2 separate regions of the Homo sapiens genome follow, and region 2 is linked to region 1. Evidence: chromatin contacts called from ENCODE Hi-C or POLR2A ChIA-PET data. All regions are on one chromosome and are shown on one strand. The core of a region is the stretch at or near the end of the contact, and the rest is flanking DNA. Distances in the headings are between cores, read along the strand shown. Region 1 holds the start of TRAF3IP2 (TRAF3 interacting protein 2). Region 2 holds the start of DCBLD1 (discoidin, CUB and LCCL domain containing 1).

Evidence for each region. Hi-C counts contacts between places; a loop is a spot of excess contacts on that map. ChIA-PET counts read pairs that join two places held with the same protein, here RNA polymerase II (POLR2A). Pooled maps may share reads with other maps.
Region 2: a pooled map shows a loop between it and region 1 (3-fold over the local background). The contact joins the promoter of DCBLD1 here to the promoter of TRAF3IP2 in region 1. A Hi-C loop is called at or near these places in 1 of 50 pooled maps. POLR2A ChIA-PET finds 5 or more read pairs at or near these places in 2 of 52 experiments (AG04449 and PC-9).

The regions. Positions count from the first base shown.
Region 1 is chr6:111,602,836-111,607,924 of GRCh38, reverse strand. It overlaps TRAF3IP2 (TRAF3 interacting protein 2), which reads left to right and starts at 2,047. Exons shown (of 9, transcript NM_147686.4): 1 at 2,047-2,149. RefSeq lists enhancers at 451-1,083, 1,929-1,978, 2,269-2,338.
Region 2 is chr6:117,479,414-117,484,462 of GRCh38, reverse strand. DCBLD1 (discoidin, CUB and LCCL domain containing 1) reads right to left here and starts at 1,789. Exons shown (of 15, transcript NM_001366458.2): 1 at 1,570-1,789. The coding sequence starts at 1,681. RefSeq lists enhancers at 754-803, 834-883, 894-973 and a silencer at 1,334-1,913.

The DNA of each region.
Region 1 (5,089 bases), core at 798-3,297:
TCACTGTGTCCCCTCAGCTCTTATCTCGTATGGCCTGGTTTTTCCTAGGTTATGATTATAGAGCAAGGTTTATTGTAATATTGGAATAAAGAGTAATTGCTACAAACTAATGATTAATGATATTCATATATAATCATATCTAAGATCTATATCTGGTATAACTATTCTTGTTTTATATTTTATTGTACTGGAACAGCTCGTGTCCTCGGTCTCTTGCCTCGGCACCTGGGTGGCTTGCTGCTCACAAGGTGGGAGGATCCCTTGAGACCAGGAGTTCAAGACCAGCCTCAGCAACACAGGGAGACCTGTCTCTAGAAAAAATTTAAAAATTAGCTAGGTGTGGCGGTGTGCACCTGTAGTCCCACCTACCCGGGAGACTGAGGCAGGAGGATTGTTTGAGCCCAGGAGGTCAAGGCTGCAGTGAGCTATGATTGCGCCACTGCACTCCAGCCTGGGCAATAGACTGAGACACTGTCTCTTAAAAAAAATCGATATACATATCTATGTGTGTGTATATGTCACATATATTGGCAAAAAATAAGATAATACTTTTAGTTAAATAATATCTCAGAGCCACTTTTTCATGTTAGTGGCTCAGATAATACATACATATTGATGATTTTTAATAGCTGCATCATTTTCTGCAAACCAAATGCAAACAACCTGTGTATACTGTGTTAAAAACAAGCTGCATTTTCTCTGCTTGTGGAATGTTGAGCAACCTGCTTCCTGTATCCTGCTTGAGCAGAACCTGGTACAATCTGAACAGGGATGCTCTGGGGCCTGTCCCCTTGATGAGAGTAGAGAGATAGCCGGCTGAGTGGACTGACACTTGGACCCCTTCAACAGGCAGACAAGTCCAGCACCAGGAGCATGGTGTGTCTGCCCAGGGCGCCCAGCTGGCCAGTGACATGGCTGAGTTCGTACCCAGGTCCTCCTGACTCCAAAGCTCCAGCTAACACTGCTCCCATTACTGACTGCTGCCCCGAAAGGCAGTTGTCTCTCTCTCTCTCTGTTCACATCGCTGGGTATCATCCTGCCTGCAGCGCTCCTTCATGCAATAAATTCTGCAGGCTACTGATTAAACAATGGGAAGGAAAGGGGAGAAAAAAAATCTTGAGGTCAGGAAAATGCAGCCAGAGGAGGTTAGTGTGCATGTGTGCATGTGTATGTATGTGTGTGTGTGTGTTCTTAAAATTAACCACTTTTTTTGTGCCTGACAATAGGGTGGTGTGTGTGCACAAGCCACAGGCATGTGTATGCTGTGTGTACACGTGTGTCCAGGAGCATGGTCAGTGAGCCCCCCCCCACCCCCCCAGTGGTTATGGGCAGCAAATACTGATTTTTTGGGTTTTTTTAAATTTTTTTTTTGAGACGGAGTCTTCGCTCTGTCGCCCAGTCTGGAGTGCAGTGGCGATCTCGGCTCACTGCAAGCTCCACCTCCCGGGTTCACGCCATTCTCCTGCCTCAGCCTCCCGAGTAGCTGGGACTACAGGCGTCCGCCACTACGCCCGGCTAATTTTTGTATTTTTTAGTAGAGACGGGGTTTCACCTTGTTAGCCAGGATGGTCTCGATCTCCTGACCTCGTGATCCTCCCGCCTCGGCCTCCTAAAGTGCTGGGATTACAGGCGTGAGTCACCGCGCTCGGCAATGCTGATGTTTTAAGCAGTTAGAGGAGGTGGAAGAAGCTCGACTCCCTCTTCTTCCCCATTATCTGCCCACAATCCCCTCCTTTGGAGCTGCTAATGATTACTAATTCTTAACATTCGAGTTCAATCTCCTCCCGGAGACACCCTCCCAGGCGAGGGCACTGCGACTACACTGAGGTTCTGCCCACTCCTGGGCAGCTTCTTAGCTGGGTGGCGAAAACAAAAATGCCGCCTAATTGGTCACTGGCCCTTTCTCATGAATGAAGGAGGTTTCTGTTTTAAGAAATAAAGTGACTCCTCAGCCGTTGATTCACTGCCCACAGGGAGATTTTGAGCAGAGGCTTCCTAGGCTCCGTAGAAATTTGCATACAGCTTCCACTTCCTGCTTCAGAGCCTGTTCTTCTACTTACCTGGGCCCGGAGAAGGTGGAGGGAGACGAGAAGCCGCCGAGAGCCGACTACCCTCCGGGCCCAGTCTGTCTGTCCGTGGTGGATCTAAGGTAAGTTATTCGGAGTTGCCACTTGCCTGGTCTTATTTCTTCACCTCTGACCTATTTCCCAAAGCACGCTGTTTCTCCTTTACTGAAACATTCTGCCTCTACTTTCCTCTGTGTTCGTCTCCCCTCCTTTAACTTGTTCGCACAGAGACCATCTTAGCTGAGAAAATGACAGTGAAGTTTGTGCTGCAAGGATGTGTTGCTAGTATAGTATTTCAGGCCAGCGAGCCCCGCCGGGTTAACCCTTTGAGGAGAGGAGGCTCGCACACGGGGACAGCTCGGAGCTGCCTGGGAACCATTCGTTTGGGTACTTAGTGTCCCCACAAGTTTCTCTCAAGAATTCAAGCCCCACTTCTCCAAAGAGAGAGCCAGGGATGGCAAAGATTAAGTAATTGGCTTTCAGCCCCAGAACACGTCAGTGGCAGTTTTCTCAATCCTTGTTTCGTGCAGGGGGGAAAAAAATCAACAGCACATTTTTGGGCCAGGAAGTTCTGCTGAGCTCTGTGCTGGCTGTGAGCCGCCTCCCGGCCCCTCTCCGCAGCCGCCCTCCAGCCCTCCCAGCCTGGCGCTGGACGGAGCCTTTGGGAACAAGGGGGAGAAATGCCAGAACTTGATCTTAGAAGCTAATCAAGCTTCTTGTGACTTTCAAGTTCAAGATGGTATCTTAGAATAGGGGGATTTTTTTTTTTTTAAAGGAACAGGAGAACAAGAGGCCAAATTTTTTAAAAGGACAAGAAACTTGGTTTCAAGTTCTTCACTTCTTGTGGTTCCATGACTTAGGCAATTCACTCTGACTCCACTAAGCCTGGATTTCTTCATCAGTAAATTGATGGGGGGTGGTGATCTAACATGAGTGTGTCAAATTCCCTTATAAAACAAAGCCAGGATAGTCCCAGAGGGGTAGTGGTAATGGGTGGTCTTCAAGACTTGTTTTGTTTACCGATTATTCACATATTTTAATTTTACCTCCCACTACCAGTTGGTTACCCCCTTGAGGAAAGGACTTTGTTTCCTGATATTTTTCTACCTCCCAGAATCCAGCATGCTACCAAATGCCTAGTAGGTGCTCACCCCCCTTCCATGTCAACTGCTTTGATTTCTGTTTCACTCGTCTGCTCTCAAGGCAAGAGGTAAAGCAGCAGTCAGGGCGAAAGGCTGGGAGACACGTGTCTCTGCGGGAGGGCTGCCTGGAATTGAGGCCTTATTACTGGCTCTAGCCAAATAGGAGAAAACAGGGAGTTTCTCGAATTAGTTCATGTCCCATTTGGGTTACCCAGGAAGGATAGTCTGTGCTATTGTCCACAGAGTCAAGGCAGGCCAGAGAACTGGCAGACAAGCCCAGCTCCAGAAGCCAGAGTTACTGCTGTAGCTGGACCTGGAAACCACTCCTCAGCTGGACCAGTCACTGTGTGTGGGGCCTTTAATGGGAGGGGAAGGGAAACTATGAAACACATCCTAATACCATGTAAGGGTGATGACTGTGATTAGAGACATTATTAGATGGCGGATACACAGAATCCTTAACTTTTTCCAGACCGTGACTTAAAAAAAAATTGTCATTGTTTCTTTTTGGCAATTACTTGCCATCAATACAGTTCAAACAGGCCCTAGCTGACTGGGATGGGCTGGTGCAGGACTTTTGGTTTCTGTGGGATGTCCTGGTGTAGTCCGTGTCATGTTTTTAGGCATTTCTCTCTATTCCCCTGGGATGAAAGGACAGGAATTTCAAGATATTTCACCTGCAATGAGTTCCTGATTTTATTTTCAAACAACGATGCACCATTATCTGAAAGCAGGCTAACTGTTGTGCACTTGCCAGCCTCGCTCTAATCCTTAAAGGCCACACACCACAGTCATTCTTAATCTGCTGCTGCAGCTACCAGTCACTCCATGATGGAGCATCAAAAGATGGATAATGTAGTTACTCTGCTCTGTTCCTTGCATGGGGTGGGTTAAACAGAAGTGAGGTCTGAGTAATGTACCAACATGTCGGATAGAAAGGTTCTTAACTCAGGGTTACTCATTTTTGGAAGGTGTAGAGACAGGAAATGTTAAAGCCTGCTTCTCCTGGGATTAAGGAGTTAGTGACTTTCAAATGCTCTGAAAAGAAAAAGAAGAGGAGAAGACAGTCATATCTGCAGGCATTCTTCAACAGGCATTCAGAAAGATTATGGTGGGGTAGTTTGTCTAAATGAAATCTTTGTTTTACACGTTGTAGAATGGAAATCTCAGGAATATCCTGAATTCAAATCATTTTTCTTCTGCAGGCAATTTTAAATTAGCTTCTAAAAACATATATGAATTGCAGGCAACTGCTGCAGAAAAAAAAGAGTGAACACAGATGAGGCATATTCAACTTTAAATTCCTTTCAGATCCAATGAAATGACCCCTAATGTTTGATCACATTTCCTTATCAAAACAATCCTGCAGTCTGAAGGATTTTTCCATGAGAAAGTGTCTGAGGACTGGAATCAAGAAGCTGCCCCCCGGGCCTCTCCTGTTTCTTCCCAATGCGTTGTCACCAAGATATTTTTAGTTCATGAAACTCAGGCTGTCCTTTCTCCCACTTATGGTCTTTGCCTCCCGTGCCCAGCAGGCCTCCTAGAAGCACACATGTGCTTGGCTGTGACTACTCAGCTCACTCTGTAGCTGTGTGTGCACGCCTTGTGTGTGTGTGTGTGTGTGTGTGTGTGCACACCTTGTGTGTGCACAGACCTTCCCGGATACCAGGAGTTGTAGACTGGCTGAAGAAGGGTGGGCTTCCATCCATGGGGTGATCCTTAGGTCTGTGCTGGTTTGGCTTGGTTCCCTGATAAGGCAGCTGAACTCAAGCCCTTTAGGAGGGCCAGGACTGACCGGAGCTCCCAGCCTGTGCCCCTCTCCTCGCACCCCACAGGCCGCACCCCACAGACTGAGGCTGCCTGGGGTCTTGGCAGCTCCCT
Region 2 (5,049 bases), core at 540-3,039, 5.9 Mb before region 1:
GTGGGAGGATTGCTTGAGCCCAGGAGGTTGAGGCTGCAGTGAGCTGAGATCGTGCCACTGCACTGCAGCCTGGGCGACAGAGTGAGACACTGTCTCAAAAATAACAATAATGATAATAGGTTTTTAAAAAGAATCTAAGCAATCACACTTGTTCCTAGAGAACCGCTCTCACAAAGTGCCCAGTTAACAGCCTGGATGACCATACAAAATCTAAATCTTTATTGGGAAAGATAAGTGACAGCTTTGGCCAGATTAGTACAGGAACATACTGCTGGACTGATTCTCACAGACGTATAGTATTAAAGGTGCACCTTCAAACTGTGAGTTGAGAAAAAAATAAAAATATTTAAAACATCCATTATAAAAGTCCTACGCATTTAACAAAATCTTACGTATTTATTACAATTTTACAATCTGCCTAGTATTGTGCTACAGTACCAGACAAAATCACTTTAGGGTTTTGGGGATTTTGTTTTTTTAAACAAACTGGTATGTAATATAAACTTAGGAACCACCACCACCATCTCGAGTATCAATGTTTCAGAATGGAGGCATAGTTCAGTGAAAAAAATGCCGGCATTGGTTTTAGTTTTGATTCTTGTTTCACCAGAAAGCATGGTGGTTGGGGGAGCTGTCAAAGTACTCCGGATAGACTCAGCGCCATTAAATAAGCTCAGGCATATACGGCCAGGAGCAAGGGAGGAGAGGAAACACTGAAACAACTCGGCAGAAAGCTGGCCCTTGCTATTAAAAAAAAAAAAGCACTAATTAATGAGGACGAATGAAATAGGGACACCCAGGGCTGGTAAAGGGGGTTGCTGCTTTAATATGCTGGACAGGCAGAGGGTAAACTCGGTTGTGGGTTAATTAGGTCTAACTCCAAGTCAAAGACCAGCTCCAGAGAAAAAGCAGCCTGGTTGAGAGTCTACCGGCTCAAATACACAGGAAGCCACACGATTCCAACTTGCGGCGCCAGCAGGACACTCGAGAGGAGGTGGCAGCACCGCCTGCTCGCCAGCGTCCAAGGCCAACCTCGGCAAACGTGCCCCGGCCATTCCGCACGAGCCCCGAACGCACACGCCGGGATTCCAATTCCGCGCGGGAGGAGCGACGGCAGGGAGGGCAGGGCCCAGCGCCGGCCGAGGAGCGGCTTTGTCAAAAGGCAGCTGGAAAGAACTGGCCCTGCACACGGCTGTCCCCTAAGGCGACCCTCGGGGTCAGGTCACTTCTCACGGGGCCAGCAGAGTCAGGAAGTCTGGAAACTAAGTGAAATGGGCTGGGGGGCGGCGGAGAGAAAGTGCAGAGACGCCAGGTTAATTCTCTGGTTTTGGGGGAAGGAAGGAGTTTGGTGGGGGAGCGACAAGGAATGCAGTAACCTACTTCACCCCCAGCCCCGCGGGTAGAGCCGGACTCCGCGGATGGCAGGCGGCGAGCCCGACTTCCTCCCGCGCTCCGTCCCCCCAGGCCCGGCCCGCCCCGTAGCCCTCGGCCCGGCCCGGCCCGCCCCGCAGCCCTCAGCCCGCCCCTGGCGCCTCGGGTCCCGCCGCCAGCCGGACGCGCTCCACTCACCCAGCTCCTCCGCCTGCAGCCGGAGCGGGGCGGAGACCGCGAGCAGCAAAGCCAGGAGGCCCCGCCCGGCAGCCCGCGCCAGTGCGCCGCCGCCGCGGGCGCCGGGCACCATGACCCCGCTGGGCGCCAGCTTGGCAAGCTCGGCCTCCCCTCGACGGATCCCGAGCCGCAGCTGCCCGGGCCGGGCCGCCTCCTCTGCGGACGAGCGCGGCGCCGGGACGGGGCGCAGTCGCTGCCCCGCACCGAATCCCATTGGGGCGGCTTTCAGCCCAGCCCTGCGGGGGCGTCTCCCGCCCGGCCCCGCCCCGCCCCGCACGTCGGCCCCTAGAGGAGGAAGTCGCGTTCCCAGGCAGTGACCGACGGCGAAGCCGGAGGCGAGCGAGGCGCCGCCCGCGCTCCCCTCCACGTATCTGGCGCGCCCTGCTGCGCTCCTTCCTTGCCTTCCTCCCCACCTGCACCAGTACACGTGAACCTGCTAGGCAGCAGGACACCTCGCCGCCGGACCCGCCCCTCGCCGCGTGGTGCGGGAGTCATTCCTAGATGGGCTGAGCCCGCGGCGGTGCCTTGGGAGGCTGCCCCCTCCAGGGTTTTGCCAGCCCGCGGGGATGGGCATGCCAGGGATAGCAACACCGAGGGACTCGAAATATTTTGATGATAGGATGATGACAGTGCCAAGTAGGACCTTCACTGATTTATTCACTCATTCATTCATTCATTCAAAAGTTACTCAGTTCAGCAGTGTGCTTGTCAGGAGCAGGGCTAAACCCATGTGGCACTTGCAGACAAAAATAATCAGGCAAGTATTCAATGCAAATTGCAATCAGTGACATGAAAGGTGCTGTTGAAGCACATTTAGAGAGCTGTAATTAGATGGCGGGTAACAGGGGTGAGGGCGGGAATCAGCTAGGAAAGGCCTAAGTGGCATCAAAGCTGAGATTAAAGCAGGAGCCAAAACAGACAAGTTGTGCAAAGAAGCTGAAGGAGGAAAGGGCCAGGTAGCTGGAGCACAGTGAACAGGTGGGTACACGGCCAGATGTAGAAGCTAGTGTACAGAGTAGGGGCCAGGACGTGCAGCTAAATAACCTAAAGGATGTTTAACTTGGTCCTCGGAGTAGTGAGCAGCCACGGAAGGTTCAGAAGGGGGAAGGACTCCACCCGATGATCCTCTTGAGGAGTTGCGGAGAAGGGTTTGGGGAGGACAGATTGGAGACTGGAGAATTACAGGGTTATCACCGAGTAGTTGAATAGGGTGGTGGCAGTGGAAAATGACGAGGACAGATTAGATATGTATTTTAAGGACTATCTCACGTCTCTGGTCCCCTGTAGTCCCCGTTTACTTCCTCTGCGCGCTGCCCTCACCTTCGCACCACCGCGCGGCACGCTGAAGTTTCACCTAGAGGTGCAGCGCAGGGAAGCGTGGAGGCGGAGAGGAAGCAACAGCCCCTCCAATGGCAAACATTGGCCCCTCGTGATCTTTGGATACCCTGGACAGACTCATTTCATACATGCGTTCCTTTTTTCCTCTTCCTTTTCTTTTTTTAACTAAATAAACAAGCTGATAAAATCTCAAATGAGATTGTCTTTGGGGCTTTGCTTTCTCTGAGGCAGCATATCTTAGATGAAAGAACTTGGGCTTTAGAAATGGAGGGGATCCCGGTTTGATTCTGGACCTCAGCTTTGTTGAAGAGCTGAGGTCCAGAATCAAACTGGGTATATATGTGTATATTCAGTGTATACTGAATTTGTATATTAAGTTCTATCATGTAGAGAAAGTACCTAACTGAATGTGTATATTGGGTTCTAGCATGTAGAGAAAGTACCTAATAAACGGTAGGTTTTATCATTTTTTAACAGAAAGTAAATTCACACCCATAAAAATATTGAGTATTCTTACACTCAAAAACACAGAACGATACTTTGATACGTTGAGTCTCCTCCTAACTTCAGTTTTCGCTTTTTCTTATTTCTCTTCATTCTTTCTAAGTGAGTTTGGGCAGCTGCTTCCAGGCTCCAACAGGTTTGACACTGTGAGCTATGAATGAAGCAAAGACAATGGGGAGTATTGTTTAACAGTGAGGAATTCATAATGTGAGGCAGGTGGGCTTTCAGGGGTGACTTTTTTTTTTTTTTAACTTCAGTCAGTACCTTGATGGGAATGGAATTATCTGCTGTACACCTGAATCCTGAGCCAGATAAGGGGAAAGATTTAGGATCTGGTAACAATGAAGAAACAGAAAGACCAGCCAGATCCTATTGATTTCATCATGCCATTCCTTCCTTGAAATGTAAAATCTCTAGTTAAGAAAGTCATAATAAAAGAAAAAAGTGAAAATACAACAGATTATAAAATATATATACTGGGGTGTGTGTGTGTATACATGTATATGTATATGTATGTATCATTTTTAGAGAAAGGGTCTTACCATGTTGCCCAGCTGGAGTGCAGTGTCTATTCACAGGCCTGATCACAGTGCACTACAGCTTCCAGCTCCTGGTCTCAGTCCTCCTGCCGCAGCCTTCTGAGTAGCTGGAACTACAGTATATTTTTCTATACAATGAAATAAGCCTTGTTGAATTAATATACTTGTTTTAATCTTGAGACGATTCCACTTTGATTTTTTAAAATGATGCATGATGGAATCTAAGAACCAAGTTCCATTAAGAAAAATTATGCTTATTAGGATCTACCTATAAACATTTCACATACTAAGATGGGAAATATCTCTAGGGAAGTGTCTCTCATAGGCTATTGCACTTCTAACCCATCCCCCCACTTGCCATCCAGTCCTTATTTTGCATATCTTACTGCAATTTATGCTTACATTTGCCAGCTCTTCTGTAAAAATACATAACAGCTGGTCAGGAGCTGCCTTATTTTATATTATAAATTATGTGTTCTGTCTTGCTTAGGTAAGACAGAATTTAAACAGAACTGCAAACCTAGCATGATTCTAAACAGACAGCTTCAAAATAGATTGTAGTCCAGTTCAATGACCTAATTCAATTTATCCTTAACATTTAGTAACCCTGCCTGTGACTCTATGAAGAAAACTATCAGCTATAAAATTGAAGCCCTTATAGATGTCTGATATGGTTTCAATCTGTGTCCCCACCCAAATCTCAAGTTCAATTGTAATTCCCAATGTTTTAGACATTTTCCATATGTGAAACAATGTGACAGCAGTACAATAAAAATAAATACCTTCTCTTCCTGATTTATGATCTAATAATAAAAATTTGGGAAAGTTAATTATACAGACAAAATGAATTATATCGATTGATAGGCACAGGGATAGCAGAGGTACAGGGTACCATGGAATCACAGAAGAAGGGCATATAACCTGGATTTTAAAAGTCTGGCAGGGCCTGGGAGAGGTGAAGATATTAATTAGAAGGAAAACAATGTTTGTCAGACAAGGAAAAGATATTATTTTTAAAGCTCAGAAACAGAGATCACAGGGTGCTTATGAAGATTGAACC